Linked DNA regions of Mus musculus: regions 2 and 3 are each linked to region 1. The links are chromatin loops, found by intact Hi-C in ENCODE. Cell type or tissue: heart. All regions are shown on one strand. Region 1 holds the start of Fam181b (family with sequence similarity 181, member B). Region 2 has its middle 73 kb from the start of Fam181b. Region 3 holds the start of Rab30 (RAB30, member RAS oncogene family).

Region 1 (2,500 bases):
GTGAAAGAAGACAAGGCTGGCGCGTCCTCCCCACCTGGAGAGTCCAAGGCTGTGGGGTACAGGAGGCGCACAGGCTCGTTCAAGGTCACGCCGCCGCGAACGCCAGCCACAGGAGGCTTCTTGGTCTGAGGACAGCTCGGGGGTGTTCCAGGGCTCGGGGTATAGTAGGTTCCCCACCATCGCCGGCTGCTCAAAGGGGCCTGACTCCAGCTCCAGGGGTCCCCGTAGGACCGTGGCTCCGGCGGGGAACGGATCGAGAGGGTCCGCGGCCATCAAGACACCCGAATCGTTGCCACTGCCGAAGTCTGGCGCCAGCAACTCAAAGAACTCAACGGCCTCCGCCCCTTTCTCCAGGTCACCCAGACTCACGCCCTGGCCCGATGGGACGCCGCTGGCGCCGCCGCAGCCCACCCGGGATGGTTCAGTGAAGAAGGACGGGGGCAGGTTTCGGGCACGCAGCGGGACCTTCCTGGTGCCGGGAGCCACTGAGCTCACCGCGGTGCCCGCCCCGTCTCCCACAGCGCTTGCTGCTCCGAGGCCCGGGACTGACACCGCCTCCGCACCGCCAGCCGTCTCTGCACCCCCGGGGATGTGGCGCAGAGAGTCGAAAAGAGCAGCCAGGCTCCGGCTCTGCAGGCTGGCGGCAGCTGCAGCCTGGGTCGCCTCCCTCCGCGGGGCGGCCTTACAGTGCGCTGGGGTCGCGACGGTCGGGGCTCCCGGAGGCCGTTTGGCTGGAGCATCTGCAGCGCTCGGGGACGCGGGTCTCGGAGGTGCAGTCCCCATGAGGCCACTGCAGCGCTTAATCTGCTTCTGCAAGTACTTGCGGTGGTTCACTTTCCGCTTAGACTTGCCTGGCTTGTCCAGCGCCAGCTTGATGTTGCTGGACGCCGAGTCTATGAAGCTGAGCAGGTCGCGGGTGGCCTCGCGCACGTCCCCGCCCTCGGACCCCGATAGCAGCGCTCCCGCGGTCGCCCCGCTCTCATCGTCTTCGAAACAGCAGCCTTTGTCCAGACTTCCGAAGGCGCTCACCAGCCCGTCCGCGGAGCCTCCGAAACCGAAGGGTATGAAGGGGTGCGAGCTGAGCAGCGCAGCCTGCACCGCCATCGCTGCGGCTCCCCGGCCGTCCGCAGCGCGGCCCGTGCGCACCCGGCCCGCTCCAGCCCAGGCGAGGCGCTGTCTGCTCGCTCCGACCCAGGCTCACGGCTCAGCCTCCCGGGGGAGCTCATTAGATCTTGTAAGCCAGAGGCGGAGGGAGGGAGTGCAGGGCGACCGCCCCGGTAGCGGAGAGGAGGGGCTTACGTAGCCAGGCTTTGGTAGTGGGTATAAAGGGGGCGGGAAACTTGGGCTTTTCTTGTTTTCCGAGCTTTCTCAGACCTTAACCCTTTCCTTTCCCTGTGCCCCGGGGCATTTGTTTTGACTGGCCTCAATCGCCAGGGGTGAGGAGAAAGCCTGTGTTCCAACCCCAGCTAGGCTTCTGTAAAACCACACCCTGGCCCTGGACACTGTCCCTAAGCGAGTTCACAAATCTGGGTTTCGATTCCAGTTTTGGAAGCAGTGAGGTCCACCATCTACCAGCTCCTGGAATCGCTCTGTACTGGTCATTGCCCATTTAATGACTTTATGCCATTTAATCCTGTCCAACAGCCTCATGAACTACATGTTTTGTTACCATTCAGCAAAAGAAACTAGACTTCTGAGAAGTTCGGAGAATTGGCCATAGCCACATCTAGTACAGTCAGAAAAGAAAGCCATTCCCAAACTGATTAATCTGTATTCTCTTGGCCCTGTCTCTTTGAATCTTCAAACTCTACTTCTGATCCTAAGATTCTGATCAGTTTTCCCAGGACCCTCAAGTCTGATGTTCTTGCTTCTACTGCTGGATTGGTAGAAGTTACTACTAGCTTAAAGTTAAGTCAAAGCCAGCCCTTGGCCCAAAGGTCAAATAAGAAAAAAGTCAGTCTCCCTGAGCCACTTCTTGATGGGAGAGAGTCCCGGGTGTATAGACAGCTCTGGCCTCTTAGGTTTTCTACTTCTGAAGCCACGTAGATTGCCCCCCACGCAGTGCTGCTGTAGTCGAGTGATCACCTGCACGTTTCCTAGGACACTTTCAACCAGACATTCATTCTTCTTGGGGTGGAGAAAATGAACAACGCGGTCCATCGTGAAAGGTCACTGAGAAAAGACTTGGTCTTGGTTTAGTTTAAGCCTATCCAGTAAACAGCCTGGGACTGAAATCCTTGCTCTGTTGGGTACATGGCTTTGGATAGACCATCTCACCATGCTCTGCTTTGGTTAGCTTTTTTACATCACAACACAAGTGAGGCTGCCCACCTCACTGGGCACATAGAGCATTTGCTATGAAAGAAGAGACCCGTGGAGATGGCTGCACTCCTTGATATGTCTTCTCCATCACAGTATTCATGAGGATTAACTGACGCCACAATAGAAAAGCCTCGTGCACACAACAAAGTTCTCTTAGTTATCATGGTGCAGGTCACTG
Region 2 (2,500 bases), 73 kb after region 1:
TTCAAAAGTTTTTTCTAAGGATTCTAAATAAGTAAAAAAAAAAAAAAAAAAAAAAAAAAGCCAAAATTCTAAAATAAAAAATAAGAATGCCCTGTATCAAAGCCCCATGGCTGTATCATATAACTTCTTAGTAGACAAAGACTAGTATTGTCTTAACTGTAATGCCTACCCCAATAGACAGTTCTTTAATGCTGAAACAAAGCACTACCCAAACTGTTTCGATTGACAGCTCATTAGAGTGAGAACTAAAGGCTTCCACAGCAAGACCCAGATTTTTCTGGAGCCAGGGAAGAGAAACAGCAATCTCCTAGTCGAGATTTTGGCTTTGAAATGACCGTGCCCGAGTATACTTTTTTTTAAAGCATTATATGTTCCCTAAGACAGGTAAAAAGAAATTTACTGAGAAAATAAAAAAGAAACTGCGGAGGAAAAGAACTTATTTGGCAGAGAAGAAACTGTTAGTCTCCCTGTGTCCCTGAAAGACTTGAATTTGACCTTATTCCCTATCCTAGAAAAAAGCCCCTGGAAGAAAGGTCTCAGTGTAAGAACTGCCTGAAAGCTCCAAGCCTTGGAAATGGGAAGGTTCTGCCATTTATTAATGTCAAATATGTCGGCTGCATGAATTATTCTGCTTGTCTTCTGAAAGCCATACGAGAAAGTACCCACGTCTCTGCTGTTTTGTATCCTAGGGCTTAAGGCTTTAATGATGCTGATAGCAACTATTAGAAGACAAAATATTATTTAAAGACAACAAGCAATACATGCTGATCTTTGAAAAGCTTACTCATCAAATTTAAAGGTCTATTTTACTGAACTATCCACAACATCGAGCCTGTTCCCATTTAAAGTGAAAGACCAAACAGTGATTTTCTTAAGCTGGCATAATTTAAGTAAATTGCCACAAAACTGACCTTGGAAACAAAGAGAAATGGAACAGGACAAGGCCAGATTCCTTCCTGGCAGTACCATGGTGGCAAATGTCCCAGAACTAAGGAGAGCTGCCAAGTGGGAAAGAGATAAAGAAAGGACTTTCCAAAAGCAGCCAGCCCAGGCACACTGACCTCCCAACAGCTGGAGGGAGACAGAAGCAACAGGCAGGTAGGTCTCTGCCTTCTTCTTTATGGCAGCCCAGTTCAGAATCACTCACTGAGTGAGCTCACAGGAAGCAGCCCGGTTTCCGGGACTGGCATTCCACATTCTATCAGCTGCAGCTGCAGCGTTTTGAACCCGGCTTCTGCTTTCCCTTTTGTGGCAGGAGTGGGGACTTACAATGGGCCAGAGAGACTTCAGCCTCAGAACCAAGGAGACCTCCCTGCTGCTGGGAGAGGGGCTCTCCCTCTGGTGAAAGGCAGTGAGGAGCCATGCCAGATCTTATGGCCTGTGAGCTGCCATGATGACACAAAGACAGTGAGGCCGGAGCAGTCACCTGGGTGGGATGTCTGTGCCCACCCCTGTCACTCTCTTGTATCTTGGCCTTGGCCCAACAAATATAATGACAAATGAGAGAAAGTAATCACGTATAAGAAACATTTTAAAAGTGAATGGGTATGTGGGTGGAGGGAACTTAAAAGGAGAAAGCAAAAATGGTGATATTTAAAAGTCACTCAGGGCTGCCTTCTGTAGTTGCCACAGAAGTTTGAGACCCATTGCTTCATGTGTCTGATTTCCACCAAGTGAACTATCTGTAAGGACTGTGGATCTATGGGGTGCTGGATCACAGATCTAAATGATGGGCCCCCCTTGAGATGTTGACTGCCACCAGAGTATCAGAGAGACCTTCAGTATCTCCACCTCCTGACCATCGGTCTAGGTCACCATTGCTGGGAGGGAGGGAGACAAGAAAAATTAAGGTTGTGAGTTCTTTATGACCGTGTTCAAACAAAATATGAGAGGCATTCTTCATGCATAAACCTGAAAATTGAGACAGTTTGAAAGGCTGTATCTACTTTGTCACATAAGTTTCTTGATGTGTGAGTCTTGTATTATTTCCCTAAAAACAGAGAACCAAAGAAAACTGAACCTGGTGGCACAAAGCTGTAGAGGGAAAAAGGTCCAACGGTGGAGCCTGGGCTATATATAGGACCCTGAAAGTCTCACAAACACACACGGTTCTGATGCTTCTCAGTTGAGTGTCAGCCTGCAGCTCCATGCACCATTTGAAAGCTGACAGGAAATACGTCTATGTGGATTGAAAACTGAGTCATGATACTTTCTCTGGAAAGCTTGAATTCTGTTTTCAGGCTTTTGTGTCAGACTGACACAGAAGGGTATATACTTTTTGCAGTTCCTGAGACTATGTTTTTTCCAGAGTGTGGAAATACACAGAAGTGTGCTTCCCTTAACTTGAGCTTGCTATGATTTCAATTTCCATTTAGTAATTTGTACATTAATATATTTACCATCAGAAAAAAATGATTCTGAAATTTTGACATTAAATGTGCTACACAAACAACTTTTACCATAGTATCCGTTTTAGTTGTAACTTCTTTAAAGTGCCAGC
Region 3 (2,500 bases), 340 kb after region 1:
ACCATTGTCAGTGGCAAGAGCCTATCGCGATGTAATTTAAAACACTCACACAAGCACAAATTCTACTTCCAAACCATCCCGAATCCCGCAGTCGGGAGAACACAAAAAAATGAAAACGCTTAACAAAAATGCAGCTTCTAGCAGCCGAAGAGATCCTTCCCTAGACACGTGAAATATTTCTGACTGGCACGGAGTGCACCATTAAAGGACACTGTCACCTCAAATCAGCAGGAAAAGGCGAGACAAACGACACAAACATACAAACATAAAATAAAGCCCTACGAAACTTAAGCGACTCAAGAGAAACCTGCTCATCTTAAAAATAGTGTGTGCTAGTCCAAGCGACACAAATGTTCTCAAGAAGTACGGCCACATTAAATTACTGTCTCCATTTCTCCCCACACATCACCCTTTCCCACTCAAACCTCAGCACTGGGGTCGTGGAATGACAGGACTGCAGTCCCCCACCTTTGCCCTCCTCGTGTTTTCCAAGTGCACTTCCCAACATCCTTCCCAGCCCAGCCCCCTCTCCTAGCCTTAAAAAGGTTAAAGGGAGTTGAAGCAAGGAAATTGGCAGGCACCAGTCCTCTGGCGGGGGCAGGTTGCAGGAGTTGTTCTTTGCAGTGACCCAAATTGCACAGAGCTATTTAGCTCTTAGCAGCGCCGGTGAGAACCTCCCGAATCCATACCCCCATTCCCGGCCCCATCTTCTCAAAAGAAAGCCTTGAGAACTAAGCGGGAGGGATAACTTGGGAAAACGATTTGAATAAATCACTTCAACTCACCTGGTTTGGGATTTTTCTCCCCACCCCAGGCATAAAAAGAAATGATATACGAATGAGTCACGCACGCAAGAGAAGGTGCTGCGGTGTCCTAAGTCCAAGGACTGGAGTCAGTCCCTGCCCTGGTCCTGCTGCTACTCAGGGCTCAGCTGGAGCGAGCGGCAATAGCGAGCCCAGCAGCAGCAGCGGGGGGGCGGGGGGTGGATAGACCGTAGCACAATGAATGCAGTAGGGTTTTGCAATGACATCATCCCTCTGTCCGAGCGGCCCCAATAGCCATGCTCCAGAGCTGTGCACTCTGGGATCTGTAGTCCTTTGAAGTCCGGGAGCGACGTAGAGGCTACAGCTGGAACTACAATACCCAGGATGCTCTGGTCAGAGCGCCCAGAGAAGAACTGGACCGGCCGCCATGTTGGAGCCCTGGAGCTGCGGCGAGCCGAGGTTTCGAGGGGCTCGTGGAGCCGAAAGGTGGCATGGTGAGAATGGTGAGGCTAGGATGTAGAACTTGATAGCCTCGCGCACCGGCTAGGACTGAACGGAGGCTACACTGGGGACCTTCAGGGCTGTCGAGCCAGAAATGCCATCGCGAGTCGGAGTGAACCGCAACCCGCTGGGGTTGCACAAGGCCTCGCCACCCCGGGACACAGGGAGTCGCTTTACTGAGCGTGGAGAAACCCTTAGACTTCCTGGGGAGACTCTCTGGGCAAAATGTGTCTTTGTTGTGGTGTGGGGACTCGGGACGACGGGCCTCGCGCCTGTAAGACGAAAAGCTCGCGTGCACCCTGTGAGTGGAGCTAAACCTAGGTTATTTTTATTTATTTATTTTTTGCCTTGTCATTTTTCTTAATCCCTCATGATCATTTCCTCAGGTGTCAGACCCCTGCTCCCACCACTGAATTTTCGTTCGGTCGTGAATTGCAAAGGGCCTCAAAGAAATCCTTTGCTAGATAATGTGATCGCGAAGGGTTGTGGAGCTTGGCCCTGAAACTGACAAAGGAAGGATCTACCAAAAGAAGTTAGCACCTAACCTTTCTTACCCCACCAGCGAACGTAAACGACATTGAAAAGGGACTGCAAGTGAGCAGTCTTTCTCGACTAACGCTAAATGAACTGTGCTAAAATACTGCGTATATTCGAAGTTGATAACTGTGGAAAACTTCCCTTTTCTTTTGTTACCTATATTGTGCAAAATAATGTGTTTTGTTGTGACATCTTCGTGCAGATAACGTTAGTTAACACATCATCCCCTTCCCTTAACCACTTGGTACCCTTACCGATGAAAATACATTCAGAATACTTAAAGAACTTTTGAGCCTATTTGCTCAGCATCTCAACACCTTTTCTCCAGTAACTCAAACAGTACTGTGTGTTTGTTTTTCAGGTTCTGAAGTTCACTATAGAAAGATGCCAAAAGACCTACTGAGGGTCTCTGAAAAGTTAAAAATGCTGATATGCGTAATTTGAGTGTTTTATTTTTCCCCTCCTGAGCTTTTCGAAGGAGATGGCTAGCTCGGTGGTGAGGATTCCCACAGCACAGTCAAGACCCTGGATTGTATCCCTAGCACTGGTCTGTTTGCATCAGTGAAAATATATACGGTGCCTCTGTTAGAAATTAATAAAGTTCCAGTAGGTCTTCCTTTCAAAAAGCTAGGCAGGCTGCTTTTTAAATTTCCAAAACACAACAGGAACCTTCAAAGATATATGGAGATGATGGTACT

The links. A loop is a pair of places that touch in the nucleus more often than their neighbours do. Peaks named below come from ENCODE experiments on the same cell type or tissue, not always from the same donor. Only the 100,000 strongest peaks of a DNase experiment are listed, where the experiment ranks them.
Region 2: a loop joins it to region 1, with 2.9 times the contacts of the local background. A loop is called at or near these places in 2 of 42 quality-filtered maps.
Region 3: it touches region 1 in a loop (2.0-fold over the local background); 3 of 42 quality-filtered maps call a loop at or near these places.

What each region holds. Positions count from the first base shown.
Region 1 is chr7:93,078,625-93,081,124 of GRCm38, reverse strand. Fam181b (family with sequence similarity 181, member B) reads right to left here and starts at 1,246. Exons shown (of 2, transcript NM_021427.2): 1 at 140-1,246; 2 at 1-138. The coding sequence starts at 1,104. In heart, a CTCF peak has its summit at 1,203; DNase peaks (open chromatin) are centred at 434 and 1,204; H3K4me3 peaks cover 1,683 bases; H3K27ac peaks cover 1,540 bases; H3K27me3 peaks cover 1,441 bases.
Region 2 is chr7:93,005,630-93,008,129 of GRCm38, reverse strand. It overlaps the pseudogene Gm31663. Among named protein-coding and RNA genes, the nearest start is that of Fam181b, 73 kb to the left of the region's middle. In heart, a CTCF peak has its summit at 1,073; a DNase peak (open chromatin) is centred at 1,069.
Region 3 is chr7:92,740,128-92,742,627 of GRCm38, reverse strand. It overlaps Rab30 (RAB30, member RAS oncogene family), which reads right to left and starts at 914. Exons shown (of 5, transcript NM_029494.2): 1 at 786-914. 4632427E13Rik (RIKEN cDNA 4632427E13 gene) reads left to right here and starts at 1,169. Exons shown (of 2, transcript NR_015510.1): 1 at 1,169-1,566; 2 at 1,652-1,922. In heart, a CTCF peak has its summit at 1,092; a DNase peak (open chromatin) is centred at 1,007; H3K4me3 peaks cover 2,500 bases; H3K27ac peaks cover 2,398 bases.